Linked DNA regions of Homo sapiens: region 2 is linked to region 1. The links are chromatin loops, found by intact Hi-C in ENCODE. Cell type or tissue: endothelial cell of umbilical vein. All regions are shown on one strand. Each heading gives the region's core, and the rest is flanking DNA. Links, peaks and the distances in the headings are about the cores only.

Evidence for each region. Hi-C counts contacts between places; a loop is a spot of excess contacts. Peaks named below come from ENCODE experiments on the same cell type or tissue, not always from the same donor. Only the 100,000 strongest peaks of a DNase experiment are listed, where the experiment ranks them.
Region 2: it touches region 1 in a loop (2.2-fold over the local background); 1 of 110 quality-filtered maps calls a loop at or near these places.

The regions. Positions count from the first base shown.
Region 1 is chr5:115,579,427-115,587,704 of GRCh38, reverse strand. It overlaps TMED7-TICAM2 (TMED7-TICAM2 readthrough), which reads left to right. Exons shown (of 4, transcript NM_001164469.4): 4 at 6,390-8,278. The coding sequence ends at 6,390. TICAM2 (TIR domain containing adaptor molecule 2) reads left to right here. Exons shown (of 2, transcript NM_021649.7): 2 at 6,390-8,278. The coding sequence starts at 6,449. The coding sequence ends at 7,156. Among named protein-coding and RNA genes, the nearest start is that of TICAM2-AS1, 19 kb to the left of the region's middle. In endothelial cell of umbilical vein, for the core only: no CTCF peak of the experiment used is centred there; a DNase peak (open chromatin) is centred at 4,034.
Region 2 is chr5:115,180,583-115,188,860 of GRCh38, reverse strand. No RefSeq gene overlaps it. Among named protein-coding and RNA genes, the nearest start is that of TRIM36, 15 kb to the right of the region's middle. In endothelial cell of umbilical vein, for the core only: no CTCF peak of the experiment used is centred there; no DNase peak of the experiment used is centred there; H3K27me3 peaks cover 808 bases.

The DNA.
Region 1 (8,278 bases), core at 1,525-6,524:
GTCACCCCCAACCCACTCCATCCTGATTATATTGCTTTTCTCAGTGAATGACACCACCACCCACCAAGTTACAAAAAGCATAAGCTTGGGAGGCATCCCTGACTCTTCCCTCTATGCCATCCCCATTACCTCCACTATCACTTCATCTGTTTGGGGCTCTGCTTTCTCACCGACACTATTGTAGCAGCCTCTTAACTAATTGTTCTCCCAGTCTAGCATCTTCCAGTCCTGTAGCCTAGTTTCTTTACAAACCTAAACTTCCAGACAACAGTAATAGTTATAATGGTATGCCATCTTCCAATAGAATACAACTCTCCTTCATATAAACAAAAGTGCACTCACCTTCTCTCTAAAAGGTACAACTCAAAGTCCCATAGGTCACCATATCATCTGTAATATTCATCATCAACAATTTTAGGACTATTTTAACCTGTGTCAAGTCAGATCAGATCACTCGCATTTAACACCTACCAGGGGCTATCTGTCTGCCAGCATGATGAAAGCCAAAGTCCTGAGCAAAATACCTTAGGTTCCTTATAAGGAACCTCTTTTAATCTACTTTACCTTTCCCCTGCTCTTACTTCTTTCCCTTCCTCTTCTGCCTCCTCCTTCATGGACTTGAGCCATAAATGTCCGGTGCAAAATGATTCTAACATACAGTCTTTGCCCTCTGGTACCTCAGTGTTTTTTCAAGTGCTGCTTCCACTGCCTAGAAAATGTCCACCTGTCTTTGTCTTGCAAGGGTGAAGCGTCCCGTGCTGCAGATGGCCCTCCTGAGTGCTTTCATGGCACCTGATATTCTGAATAAAGCACCTGTGCAGTGAGTCCTAATTGTCTTGTTTAATTATCCTGGCTTCACATCTCTAAAACCTAGCATGTTTTGCTGCAGAATGAGTTTCCACCAAAATATTTATTAATAACAAACATTTATTAACAACAAAACTTATTGAACACAGGAATCTTGATTTTACATATATTTGCCACAAGATGGTGCTGTTCAGATATGAACGAAAAAGGCTCTCCAAGGCTGAAGGATTCAGTACTAGGTGAAATTTCTTTAAATATGTTAAAATTTTAATATTGCTACATTCATCGGTCACCCTACTTGACCAGTCATATAAGCATTTGAAGTCGGTTAAGCACTGTCTTTCTCTTGAACTGTTTTCTTTCCTTAGCAGCTGGGGTACCACTCTCTTCTGGTTTTCCATCAACCCATCAACCTTACTGACTAGTCCTTTTCTGCCTCCTTTGCTAGTTCTTTCTGTTCTGTTTTTTTTTTTTTTTTTCCAACACTCTACCTTAATTAATGGTTTCATTAATGATTTATGAATTGCATGTTGTCATAGCAGTAATGGGTAGAAGTGACTAACAAATTGCCATAAATCTAGCCTAAAGACAGATCATCAACTATCCAAAAATCATTTGTAACACAACACAAATAAAAAATCACTGTAGGAATAGTTAATCTTAATAATAATGACAACAATAACTCCACCTTCATAATGTTGGAGTGCCATAGGGCTCAGCCTTTCTTTTTCTATCTATACTCACCTCCTTAAAATCCTGTATAGTCTTTAATGATCTCATATTGTCTTTCTCAAATACAATCTATACAAAGATAAAGGCCAAATATGCATCTCCCTGCTGGAACCTTTCTCCTACACTCCAGACTCTATATTCAATGCCTAGTCAACATCATCAGCAAATCTTCTCAGTTCTACTTTCAAAATATGCCCCAAATTTAGCCACTTCTCACCACTTTTACTACTACCATCCTGGTTCAAGCCATCATCATTTTACTATTGGGTTTCTGCAACAGACTCCTAACTAGTGTTCCTGCTTCCACCCTTCCCTTCCTGCCTTCTATTCCTGCCTTCTATTCTCAGTGCAGCAACCAAAGTGATCCTGTGAAAACTAGTCAGATCATGTCACTCCTCTGCTCAAAATCCTCCCCTGGCTTCTGCTCTCGCTTATCTCCTTCTAGGCTACCCTTGGCTCCCTCCAGCCCCACGGCACTCCTTTGCGGTTTCTATATTTTCCTTATAGTGTTTGGATCCTTGATTTGTCTATAGCCTCCCTTTTTATCTAATTCTGTTAATTTATCTCATCTTTGCTATTTTTGTTTCATTGATTGCATATTCTTTTTAGTACCTCCTAGAGCAAGGTTATTCAAACTGCTTGTCCATGATAATCTAAGAAGCATGCACCAGAATGTAAACCATGCTGCTTCCTGCTTTGAGAGTGTCTTGCTAGGAAAAAAATGTCAGCTGGCTAAACAGCATACCTACTGATGTAGTTGATTTACATCCTGGCACAATCTGCTTATCTCCTCATTGACTGGTAAGAAACAGTTCAGAGACTGGCATCTTGTTCATGGACTACGCTTTGACTAGCACCACCCTAAAATATAAACATTTGTTGTATAAATGTTTTAGCTTCTTTGTTATGTATTTAATAGCAATAATAGCTGCTAATGTTTATTGAGTACTTACTATGTGCCCAGCACCATCCTAAGCCATTTTGATCTTCATAAAACCCCTAAGGATAGGGACTATAATTATTTTACAGATAATGAAATAAAAGCACAAATATATTGATTAAGTTGTACAAAATCACAGTTATTTTATAGCAGGAAGGAGATTTACACTCAGGCAGTCTGATTCCAGAGTGCATAGTCTTCATGAAATGGAATTTTAAATCTGTTTTTGTACGCTATGATTCTCCTTTATATTCTTTTATATTTCCTGTAATATTTTACATATTCACCATAGCATATTTGCCATGTTGTTTTTTTCATTCCTCTTCTGTTTAATATAGAGAATTCTACTGGGGTCCTCTTTTGCATAGATATGAAGTGGATAAATTCTGGACTCTCCTTCCTTCTTATCTCAGGCCTATTGATCTTCCCTTCAGAACTTTAGTTTAAGGGTACCATTTGGATTGATTATGTTTCTTCACATTTCTGTTGCCTGAGGGGATGGATATGATTCACTCTGTTGGGCTTTGGTCAACAGTAATTGGTAGTTTTTCTCTTATGTCTTTTCTGGGGCAAGGGATAGAGTTGGGGTGTCATTCTATCAAGTTATAAGTTTTTTTAAAAAAGGCTCAGCCCTACGGAGAGCAATTTGACCAAATGAATCACTGTTACAAATGGAAATCCCATTGGGGGAATTGTTCTATAGATAAACTTGCACACATATGAAATGCTTTTTGTACAGAATTATCCATTGCAGCATAGTTTGTCCTAGTAGTAGACTGGAAACAACTCACATATCCAAGAACAGGGAATGATTATGGGATAGCCACATGCTGCATGATTATGTAGTTGTAAATAAGAAGAAGTTCTCTATGCGCTGTTACGGAAAGCTCTGAAGATATAAAGGGAAAAAGCAATGTATACTAATGTTTATCCACTGCTGTTTGGGATTTATATGTCATGTATACATATGAATAATGATACTTTTTTTGAAAAGGAAAGAATAACAAGAATATTCTTTCAAAATATCCTTGTTTGAATTTTGGGACATTTTTGAAAAAAGGAAAGAAAAATAAGAATATATATTCATAGAGAAACAGTGGAAAGATGCAGGAGAAACTGATAAAAGTGGTCACCAGCAGGAGACCATGGGAATAAGTAACAGGATGGATGGAGACACACCACCACCTTTTTTTAAAAAAAGTAAATGAAAATGTATATACATACACATTTTAATTTTTATGAACAGTGGTCTCACATGCGTCTCCCAAGTGGCACCCTCACTCTCCTTCCATTTAGCTGAAGCAAGGAGGTGAAACCTAAATTTTTTAAGCCTGGTGTTCATTGTTCTGATGGAGGAGGAGAACTTTAAAGGAGGCTTTCCAGGATTCCTTTGGCCAACCTTCCCCAGATTTCCTTCACCACGCCATGCCTTTCCTTTGTTCCAGTAGAGCCCTTTTTACTGATGGAGTTAACTGGCCAACAGTGAAGCACAGTCGTGTCCTCTCACTTCCTCCCAGCCCTGGGAACCACAGTGCACTAAGGAATCCTGACCATCTCTCCATGTCTGAGTCACAGTGGTGGTGGGAACAGCACAACTTTCCACAGCTTGTTCCCTTGGCAGTCTCCTTACTCCCTCCCTCCAGATTAGAAGATGATGGTAAAGTTTTATAGACATTGCCACTAGTTTTTTTCTCTCGGTCTGATTAGGTGGGTGACACTGCTTGGAAGTTGGAACACATCATAGATTTCTGAAGTCTTTTGCTCTTTTTTGCTAACTGGTATTTAAGAAAAATAAGTCGAAGTTGTAATTCTTTGTTTTTATTTTAAAAGATTTTGTGATCTGCCTTGACACACTATCTTACCCTAGAAGTTTTTCATATTCTTTATAAATAGCTGTTATATTCCTTCAAAGCACTTGTCTTACCGGCTAGTGACTAAGATAATGGTGTTGAATTCAGTGATAAGTGTAGATCATTTTAATTGACAGTAAATAGATGCCTCTGGATGGTTTAACTATTGTTTTCTCATTCAGGGGAAACTTCTTTCTGCAACTTTGCATAGCAAAACCCTTTTTTTTTACGATGCAGTAACAAAAGTCAGCAGTGAATCCTAATCAATGAAGAGAGTCCAAATTAATTTGGTTTTATTATTTTGGATGGATATATGTCACATTTTAGAGTTATTATGCCTTAGAATACCTCTTGGTAACTAGCACAATATACCGTGGAGCGAGAACCTAAAGTACAGACAGAGTGAATGACGGAGTGGTCAGCAGTTTCCTCACTAGTCAGAGGCAGCTGCAAACATTTTTACTCACATACATTGAATGAAATTCTCTGTTTTTTTCCTTGGTTTTTGTTCCCATGACAGTTTTCACCACTTTTGTTGAACAGTTTCTTCTAAACCTGAATTATGTAGGCATATGTAGCCATGTTACTTATGTTGTTATGAATGTTATAATTTCTTCTTGAGGTATGGCCTTTGCCCATAAAGAACAAGTAGAAATGCTCTGGAATATAGTCTGTGGCTCACATTTGAAAGTATGAAACCTGTATTTATATATTCTAAATGTTCTGTCTTTTAATAAAAGAATTCCCCTTGAAACTGCCTGTCTGGGGGATTTTATTAGGAATATTGCCAATGTTTTCTGAAGACTTATTTAAATTAGATTCACATGGTATACTTTTCTTTCACAGTTGATCTAGTTCTTCCACTCTGAATTTAGAATTTTTTTAAATAAAAGAATGAGTCTAGGCCAGACGTGGTAGCTCATACCTGTAATCCCAGAGCTTTGAGAGGCTGAGGCGGGAGGATTGCTTGAGCCCAGGAGTTCGAGACCAGCCTGGGCAACATATGAAACCCCATCTCTACCAAAAAAAAAAAAAAACCAAAAAAAAAAAAAATTAGCCAGGTGTGTGGCATGTACCTGTAGTCCCAGCTACTCCAGAAGCTGAGGTGGGAGTATGGCTTGAGCCTGAGAGGCAGAGATTGCAGTGAGTTGAGATCACACCACTGCACTCCATCCTGGGCAACAGAGCCAGACCTTGTCTCAAAAAATAAATAAATAAATAAATGAATAAATAAATAACAACAAAAACAAGAATGAATCTAGACTATAATCATTCTTTGTTGATTTCACTGGAGAAAGTCTCAAGTCTTTGTTTCTAGAGTTCATTTCCAAACTGAGATGTTAATTTTTCCTTAGGTGAATAAATATATTTTCTTCAGTAGTTACAGGATTCGTTGGAAAAAGATATTTCTTACTTTTCACACACTCTTATTATAATTTATTCTCCATTAGATTCACCATCACCACAATGCCTGACTCCAGACAAACAAAAAAAAGCTCCGAACCAGTAAATCCTGGACATCATTTCACTTGACATTTCAGATCTTCTGTTTATGCTGTCAGTAGAGATGCTGCCAGTCATTGTTAGGATATTTGTGTTCTATTTTGTTTGTGCTTGATACAGAAATATATTTATGCTTAATTGAATATTCAGTTTCTTTATATTTTCCTGTTTCTAGTCTACATGGTAATTTGATAATGGAGAAATTAGATTTAAACTGCATGAAAAGATAAAGCGGTATGGTACCTATCACAAAAATACCAACGTAATTTATTTCAATCTGGAGGTTTGTAGTGCTAATATAACACCATTTACATTTTCCGAATGTCTCCTATTATATTAAACTGGACCCTTTATTTAATGTTCCCTTCGCTGCCTGTGATAGCCCTTGTAAAGCTCACAAAAGATTAGTAGTTTAGCTTCCCAATTATCTGTTTGTCGTTTATGTATTTGGATCTGTCTATTATAATCTTTTTGAGCTTTTCAGTTTGAATGAAAGTTTCCATTTTTAATGTTTTGATTAAATTTATAATATTCTTCTGTTTTGTTACTTCTTTTAGATTGAAAAGAAATGCTGAGAAATACATAAAGTTTTCCTCTTCTGCCTTGGATATTTATAATGGGTATCGGGAAGTCTAAAATAAATTCCTGCCCTCTTTCTCTCTCTTGGGGTAAAAGGCACAGTGTGGATACAAGTCCAGGATATCATGAGTCAGATTCCAAGAAGTCTGAAGATCTATCCTTGTGTAATGTTGCTGAGCACAGCAATACAACAGAGGGGCCAACAGGAAAGCAGGAGGGAGCTCAGAGCGTGGAAGAGATGTTTGAAGAAGAAGCTGAAGAAGAGGTGTTCCTCAAATTTGTGATATTGCATGCAGAAGATGACACAGATGAAGCCCTCAGAGTCCAGAATCTGCTACAAGATGACTTTGGTATCAAACCCGGAATAATCTTTGCTGAGATGCCATGTGGCAGACAGCATTTACAGAATTTAGATGATGCTGTAAATGGGTCTGCATGGACAATCTTATTACTGACTGAAAACTTTTTAAGAGATACTTGGTGTAATTTCCAGTTCTATACGTCCCTAATGAACTCCGTTAACAGGCAGCATAAATACAACTCTGTTATACCCATGCGGCCCCTGAACAATCCCCTTCCCCGAGAAAGGACTCCCTTTGCCCTCCAAACCATCAATGCCTTAGAGGAAGAAAGTCGTGGATTTCCTACACAAGTAGAAAGAATTTTTCAGGAGTCTGTGTATAAGACACAACAAACTATATGGAAAGAGACAAGAAATATGGTACAAAGACAATTTATTGCCTGAGATGAAACATATAACATGTGGCTGGCTCTTGTTTTGTAAACCAAATGATTAATCTTCACTTGAGAAAGCAGTTTCTAGGAAATGTTTAAATAAAAGAGAGTCTTCACCTTAAAGAAACCTATGGAGCACAAGAAAGATAAATTTCTGCAGGACAGCCTATAAAATTGTGGTACTTTTTGATGTTTCAGTAAACTTGACATTGTCAGAGTTTCAAGGACTTTTCTTTCACAATTTTCCTAGTTCATGGATATGAAAAAGGAATTCTCAATCCATATTCCTTGTATTGAACCTTGAACAAAAACTTGTATGACAGACATTTTTAAAAATGTGACAACACTTTTATTCTCTGAATTTTGATCTCAAAGGACACAGAAAAAAAATGGCCCCAGGAGATCTGATCACACTTCCTCCTGAGGCACCTCTCATGGATGTTGCAATAAGCATTCGGGTACTATCACCCAGAAATATGAATTGCCAGAATAGAACATTTAGCATGTTAAGCGTTGATGCATATAAAATCAGAAATAGATGTGAGAATGGTGGAACTTTTTAAAAGAACCCAGTCAAATGTATTTTCTGCTGAAATCTGCATATTTGGAGGCATTTCCCACCACCGATTCACAGCCCATTTGATAGTGTGGTAGTTAGGGACTTCGTGGAGTGGTGTTCAGACGTCCCCTGGGGCTTAAATCTCTTCATATTAGTCATCATTTGTAACTATGGCTTTATTTGCAGAGCTTCTAAAAGGCGTATAACTGTGTGAGTGGCCAGATATTCACTTTTTAAATCAAAAACCTCTCTTATGGAAGCTTTAAAAGTTTCCGTCACACACAATTCTCTTCTCAGGAAGTATTTCTCATTTAGGTCTTCAAAGTAGCCTGACTGTGTGCATGTGTGTGTGTGATAGGTTATTTATAAAGACTTTGGATAGAAGGAGATGTATTTTATTACCTCCTATTCTAGAGCCCCATGCTCCTAACAAGCCAGAGAGGCCCCAAACAGGATTGTTTCTTTCCTCCACAGCCCTTCTGCCCATCTGAGATTGAGGGAGCATCGTCCACTTGAGATCAGGGATGGGGTGGAGAATGGGTCATGTCATGTAATGAGAAAAGCCCTCTTCGG
Region 2 (8,278 bases), core at 1,833-6,832, 400 kb after region 1:
TCCCACTTGGAATAGTCATTTAGAAAATATAAATAAGGTGGTGCACATAATTTTAAAAATTAGAAACTTACTAAAGCTTCCAGGTTTCCCTTAAGCACAATTTATTTATAATTAAGAAAATTCTTTAACTTCACAGTATTTAAATGGTTATTTGAGACTCTTGAATTTACGAGTAAAGGAAAGGCAAAGTGGTGTTTGGGTAAAATTATTTTTCTCCTTATTTTTATTCCGAAATTTTAATCTGAAGCTTTTCTCCCCGCAAGGCATTATTCTCGGGTTTCTGTTTCAAAATGTTCAGTACTAAAGCTTTCATTTGTCTTCTAAATAAAACAAGGGAAAACAATACTTGAATTAGATAGTTAGATAGTTTTTAGTTGGATTATAGTATACTAGATTGTGGCTAATACTTTTCTTTTGACCTCAGTTTCTCCCATTGTAAAGTAAGTATATTTATTCATTTGTTCATTTATTCATTGAGTAAACACTTTTTGGACTCAAATATGTGTTAGATATTAACACTTAATATTTGATAGTCATTTTTGTTTCATTATTAACCAAAAAATGGGATAATATGTAACAAATTATTTAAAGCTTGTTACTCTTACTCAATGAGTACTTTTACAGTTAAATAAAAAGTGTTTCTTTTCATAAGGGTAAACCAAATTTGTCTTAATAGAATACTGAAAAAGAAAGGTAAAATTCCTTTTGGAATTATAGGAAATTCAAATAGTTCAAATAAATATGTATCACACAGAGAATATTTTATATTATAAATCTTTAAAGATAAGCATATTGGAAGGAAAATGTCAACAATTTTCCTTTTCAAGAGTAAACAAATGCCTTGTGAAACACAAAGTTCTCCCCTAGCAAGCTGGTGAAATGCTGAAATAGATATATTTTTTGTAAAAATACAAAAATTAGCCAGGCGTGGTGGCATGCACCTGTGATCCCAGCTACTCAGGAGGCTGAGGCAGGAGAATCGCTTGAACCTGGGAGGCAGAGGTTGCAGTGAGCCGAGTTCGCATCACTGCACTCCAGCCCAGGTGACACAGTGAGACTCCATCTCAAAAAAAAAAAAAAAAAAATCATAGCTCCCCACCTTGCATTGGCTGATCAGTGTGTAATTTAGGGACAGATGAAAAGATGCCAGCCTCTCTGCCAAGAACTTGTCCTTCCTGCTTCTCAAAGTCAATGTTATTTTTATGGTGTGATGTGTATAGAATCCTTTCTTAGCACTTTTTTTCTATTCTGTGAATTTCTTCCCAGATATTTTCCTCTTTTTGGTAGAGCTAGAACAACAGTGCTCAAGCTCTACCAAATACTCAGTTTAATCAATAAGTCGGTAGCATATATTGGTGTTATTAACATTTTAAATTTCAATTTAATGGAGATAAGAGCTGTGCCTTTTATTGAGGAACCCTGGCACAACAAGATTTTTAAAATATGTGTGAGTGGCAAAATAGAAAAATCGATATGATTTATCATTTTGCTGGAGCCAATGAACTACATGTTTGTCCATCAGACAGTAGCCAACACTATACTAATTACTACCTCCTAATATACCCTATCTCCTCACTCACTGCCCCTAAAAGGAATACTCGAACTGAATCTGAGATCCTATAAATTATCCCTCTTCCTCTCTCTAGCTTGCCTCCCTCTACACCCACATAACAAGCAATCTTCTAAAATAAATAAAGAACAACAGGATGATAGCTCTTAGGGTCAGCCTAATAAGAAACCTCATTATTTCTGGTTTAGAACATTTCAAAGCAACACCCAGGAACCTTCAGAATGGTAAAAAAACATTGATGCTTAGCTATGAGGCATGAGGCAGGAGGAGTAATACAAAGTGGACCTTTGCCCCAGGATGATGACTGAGGTATGACTAGAAGGTTCTTCATCCTCTCAAAGAGCAAACTTTTGTGGCAGTAACACAACCAGGCAAGATGAGAGAAGCAGATCAAAGAAACTAAAAACAGAGTAAGTGGTTAAATTATTTATGATGATGCTGCAGCTGTATTGATCAGAGGCAGATTTCTCTCTTAACCCTACTTTCCTTGTACCTATAGAAGTTGTCATCGCCCAAAGAATTTTTGACCTAATGTGAAAGTGTGGGGGTTGATGGAGAGAGAAGTGGGGGGAGGGAGTGGGTGAATAGCTAGTCAGGACCTTAGTTAAGAGAACACTGGTTATCCAATATGGTTCTACCATATCTAATGACAAACTAACTGATGATCTCCACATATCTCATTTCCTAGGAAAGAAATGGTGTATCATTTCACTGTGTACCCTGCAGGGAAATAAAGGTTCTGCCCTACCTACCAAGATCATATTGCCGTAGCATCAAAAAGCCCCATACAAAATAAAAGCTTTCAAAACACAGCATGGTATTAAAAGGACATCTGTATTTTAAAAGTCTCGTTTATTTTGTTTACTGCTGAATCTCCATTGCCAGACACTGCCAGGCACACAGTAGGTGGTGACTTATATTTAATGGACTATTTAATGAATGAATAATATTGGCACATTGCGATTCCGTAGATCTAGTTGAGATTCAGGCACAGAGGGACATGAAGGCCATGTGCTCAACAGCATGTCTTAGGAGGCCACTGGCTCCTGTGATAGCCTGGGCTGGCCATCCTAGGCTTGTTCCTGGGCAAAGTCTTGCTTGCTAGAGAAATATCATCCCCTGAGAATGAGGATAGCTTTAGGATATGTGCACACTGTTCTAATTCTACCATTTGAGCAACTCTAAGACAAGGAGTGATCCTTTGTTGTGACACAAACAATCCCAAGGAATTTTGTTGCTCTCTTTAGGCCAAAGATTGTGTGTAATAAATTTCTGGAGAAAACACACTGTTAAGGCTGGGCATGGAGGCTCATGCCTGTGATCCCAGCACTTTGGGAGGCCAAGGCTGGAGGATTGCTTGAGCCCAGGAGTTCAAGACCAGCCTAAGCAATATAGTGAGACCCCCTATGTCTACAAAAAAAAAAAAAAAAAAAAAAAGAAAGAAAAACTAGCTGGATGTAGTGGCATGCACCTGTAGTCCCAGCTACTCAGGAAGCTGAGGTGGGAGGATGGCTTGAGCCCAGGAAGTGGAGGTTGCAGTAAGCTGTTATTGCACCACCACACTCAACCTGGGCAATAGAGCAAGACCCTGTCACCAAAAAAAAAAAAAAAAAAAAAAAAAGAGAGAGAGAGAGAGAGAGAGAAATAATCAACTTTACCTGACATTTGTAGAATACTTCATCCAATAACCAGGAGAATATACACTCTTCTTAAGCACACATGGAATATCATCCAAAATAGGTGATATTCTAGGCTATGGGTTAGTAAATTACAGGCCAGGGGGCAGCTGCCTAGTTTTTTTTAAACCATTTTTAAGTGTTCAACTGAGTAACATTAATTATATTCAAAACGTTGTACAATCATTACCACTATCTATACCCAAAACTTTTTCGTCACTCCCAATGTAAACTCTATCCATTAAACAATCCATTCCAGACTCTCTCCAGCCCCTCTACTTTCTGTCTCTATGAGTTTGTCTATTCTAGATATTTCATATAAGTGAAACTATATAATATTTATCCTTTTATTTCTGGCTTATTTCACTTAGCATAATGTTTTCAATGTTCATCCATATTGTAGCAAATGTTAAAAGTTCATTACATGTTATGGCTGAAAAAATTCCATTATATGTATATATATTTTGTTTATCCATCTATTGACAGATACTTGAGTTGTTTCTACCTTTTGGTTATTGTGAAAAATGTAGCAATGAGCCCTGGTGTACCAGTATCTGTTTGAGTCCCTGTTATCAAGTCGTTTGGGTATATAACTAGGAGTGGAATTGCTGAGTCATATGGTAATTCTAAGTTCTAAGAATTCTAAGAGCATTCCAATTTCTCCACTTTGTCATTAATACTTGTTATTCTCTCTGTTTTTGATTCTAGCCATTCTAGTGAGTATGAGGTAGTATCTTATTGTGGTTTTGATTTGCATTTTCCTAATGACTAATAACGTCAAGCATCTTTTCATGTGCTTATTCAGCTGCCTATTTTCATAAATAAATGTTTATTGAAACATGTCCACATTCATTTGTGTACCTATTTGTGGACCTATTGTCAATGGTCCCTTTCATCCTGTAACAGCAGAGTTGAGCAGTGATATAGTTTGGATATATGTCCCCTCCAAATTTACTGTTAAAATTTGATCCCCAATGTTGGAGGTGGGGTCCAGTGGGAGCTATTCTGGTAATGGAGGTGGATCCTTCATGAGTATCTTGGTGCTGTCCTCGTGGTAATGAGTTAAGTTCTTGTTCTATTAGTTCTCATGAGAACGGATTGTTAAAATGAGCATGACACCCCCCCCCTCCTTTCTTTCTTGCTCCCTCTTGCCATGTGACATGCCAGCTTCCCTTCACCTTCTGCCATAAGTGGAATCTTCTTGAAGCCTTACTGGAAGCATATGCTGGCACCATGCTTCCTGTAAAGTCTGCAGAACCATGAACCAAATAAACCTCTTTTCCTTATAAATTATCCAGTCCCAGGCTAATCTTTTGTAGCAACACGTACTAAGCCAAGTAGTAACAGAAATTATATGGCTTCAAGTCTAAAATGTTCATTAATATCTTACCCTTTAAGAAAAAGTTGCTGACTTCCACATTAGACTATTAAAAAGCCTGAATATATTTAAAAACATTAAAATCATTCAAAGGATGATCTTTGCTCAAAACAGAATTGGATTAGAAATCAACACACAGAAAAATAGAAAATCTAAACTATTTGGAAATTTGAAATAATTTGGAAATTAACACATTTGTAAATAACCCATGGGTCAAAAAAATCACAATAGGAAATTTTAAAAATATTTCTAACTTAATTTTAAAAAAATCAAAAGTCATGGAATGTAGCCAAACCAATCAGTACTTAATGGTGAAAGAATGAATGCTTTTTCCCCAAGATTGGGAATAAGGCAAGGATGCCCACACTTGCTGCATGCATTCAATGGAGGTTCTACTGGAGGTTCTAACCAGAGTAATAAGGCAGAAAAATAAAGGCATACAGATTGGAAAGGAAGAAATAAAATTGTCTTTAATTACAGATGATATTATAAGGAATCTGAAAATAAAATCTGGAATTGATAAGTGAATTTTGCCCCATTGTAAAACACAACCTTATGCAAAAATCAGTTGTGTTTCTATATAACAGTAATTAACAATCCAAGAAATGACACCAAGAAATCAATTTTATTCACAATAATATTAAAAGGAGTACCTTGCAATATGTAATACAATAAGTACAATATCTGAACATTAAAAGTGATAGAACATTGCTTGGAAAAATTAAAGAAAATCTCAATAAATGAATATTCCAATATTGTAAAACCAGATTATGAGATGGTTTTACAAATCCATAATTTAATAAAAATAACTAAGCAGTACACTGACAATTAGTGAATTTTATGGTATATAAATTGTACCTCAATAAAGCTTATTCAAAAAAGATTTTTTTTTTAAAATGACCTTTTTGAATACAGGTATCAGTCAAATTTTAGGTTTACATTTTTGAAATAAAAACTAAGAAAATGTGAGAGTTTATTAAAAGTAAGATATTTTAGGTTTCTTCAGTCTCTAACTCTTAAAAAGCTGAACATTCTTCACAGATTTTAAATTCAAAACCTTCAAAAATACAATTTGTGTGTCACCATTAAAAAGAAAACTTGGATTGTGTATTTTGTTGATGTTATTTGTTCAAGCTATTATGTATTATGCTGGTTGCCATCAGAAGGAGAAAATAGAATGTTGTAAATCTCTATGTAATACTTATTTCAATAATTGGCATAGCAATAGAGCAGTTGAAGAATTTTCTCCATTTGATGAAAGTTGGCAATTAGCAGATTTTCCACAGCAAGGGACCCTTTAATATTGCTGGTCTTCTCAGTGTGAAAAATTCACACATCATATAATCCCTCTATTAAATATCTTCCTCTTAGGTGGGGAAGTCCCCTGTGAAGCAGCATCTGTCATGTTAATTTCATTCTTATTTTTAGAGAAATATGAATTAACATTTTTCTTAATTTTGGTTCTTTTAGGGAGTGAAGTTTTAAATTTATATGATTTTAATCTTTTTTTCAGAAGAAAGGGACATAATAAAGCAACTTTTATTTGGTACCTATTGACAGTTTGACCCTGTGTCTTTGAAGTGAGTGCATGCATAGAATTTCAGAAGAAATTTCAATGTGGTCTTCATTTTTATATGCCTATCTTCTTTGAAAGGTCTTTAATGCTCCAGAGTGTTCTTCACACAACGACAATAAAGAGTGGTAAATACCACCAGGCATTGGTGTAAATAAATGCTCAGGACCCAACTTATGTTCTCTAAAACTCTTGCCTCCACCACTTTCTTGGTCTTGGGTAGGAATCTAGGCAACTGATAAGGATATTTTGTCTGGAGTATTTTCTAGTAGCAAGTGATCAGGTGGACAGCCCTTTTTTAAGAGCGATCTTTTCAGGGAGGAGAATGGCAGCTAATGCGGCCAGATGGCAAAGGGATCCTCAGATCAGAGATTTTAGGGTTAAGAACAGGAAGGGGTTAGAGACCATTTAGTCAACACCAGTCATTTTATAGAAGAGAAAACTGAAGCTCTGAAAGTTGAATGGACTTACTCAAGGTTAATAGAAACTAACAACTTTCTACCCGATATCTGTCTCCTCTTCTTCCTTACTAACAAATCCTTGATTTTGTTTAGAGTGGCAATGTTCCCAGAACAAAATAATCACCTCCCCAGCCTTCCTTGGAGCTAGGGGATGCATATTACCCATTTCTCACAAAGGTGTAAGTGGAGGTCACTGGATGGGGCTGGGGGAAGCTTTTTAAGGGGAAACAAATGTCTTGTGTGCTCTTGTCTCTACCTTCCTCCTTCCTGCTTGTAATGCAGACATAAGATTAGCTGTTCAGCTCTAACACTGTGGTTTTTAATCAGGTGCCAGAATCCATTCTGGGTGTGAAAAAATGTTCACTTTTAGAGCAATATCTCTTTCTGGTAATCCATCAAGTGTTGCTAATAGTAGGCAAGAACCCATTTATGGATGCTACAGACCTTAGTTGAATTCTACTAGTTTTCCTATGGACGCAAAGAGTATACATGAAGTTCTACAGAACTTAAGAGGGACAAGAAGCTTCTAGCTGTATATCCAAGAAGCATTATGATTGTGTCTTGCCTCCTACAGAGCCCTAATTGTGAACATCAGCATGTTAACTTTTGCTGCTTGTTCTAAGAGGTTTTCAGCACCAGCTCATAAAGTAAAGTAACACACCGAAGAAGCAAAGTTCTGGTAGAACAACAGTTACAGAGCAACACTGTTGGAGCTTTACGGAGAGGTGTGCTGAAAAAAGAAAGAAATGTGTATGCTTCTGGATTTCTGGACCAAAGTGGAGAAATTAGAAAATGACAAAAGGAAGAGGCAAAAAAGAAAAACCCCCACGTCTCATTAAGCCTGCAAAACTCTTTTACACCTGTAAAATAGGTCATTTCGACACACCACCCTGCCCACTGGTGCTGAGCGCAACGCAAACTCTGCCAACTTGCTTAAGGAAAGTAGTTTCACGAACTTTGTAGTAAATCTTATTCGTGTCTAATCTAATTATTGCTGGCAGCTTTTTTCTTTTCTTTTTAAAGAAAAAACATCAAGCCTTTAATCGCAAAGACTCCTTAGAGCAGAGTGATAGACTGGGACTGATTTTGTTCAGCCAAGTTTTCTTTTGAAGAGAAGCAAAGATTGTCAGGTATGGTCTGAGGCCATTTCAGCTGTAGCCTCCTAGGGAAGCTGCTGTTATAAAAAGAAGTATAGAAATGTGAGAAGCCTGCACTGAATGCTTTAACTCAACCAACGAAACAAATAATTAGAAAAGTGGACTTGTGGTAACTAACGGTCAGAGTGTCCAGGAACCTGGCTGGCAATATTTTTTTTCTTTTCTTTCCTCTTCTTTTTTTTTCTTTCTTTCTTTCTTTTTTTTTTTTTTTTGTTGTCGTTGTTAAAGGAAAGTTGAGTATCAAAAGGATATGGAGATACAACAGACCTTACACAGAGTGTTTAAAATACAATCCCTGTATTTGTTCTCATCTCCGAAGCGCGGGGCTTGGTCTTTATTACCTATTGGATTTCAGGAAGGCTGACTTGAGATGCGCCGTTGCCATTTCCTGGCCTTCACTTATGTATTTATTTATTTATTTTCCGGCGCTGGCAGCCAGCCCCTTTGTTGCGCCTCCTCTGTA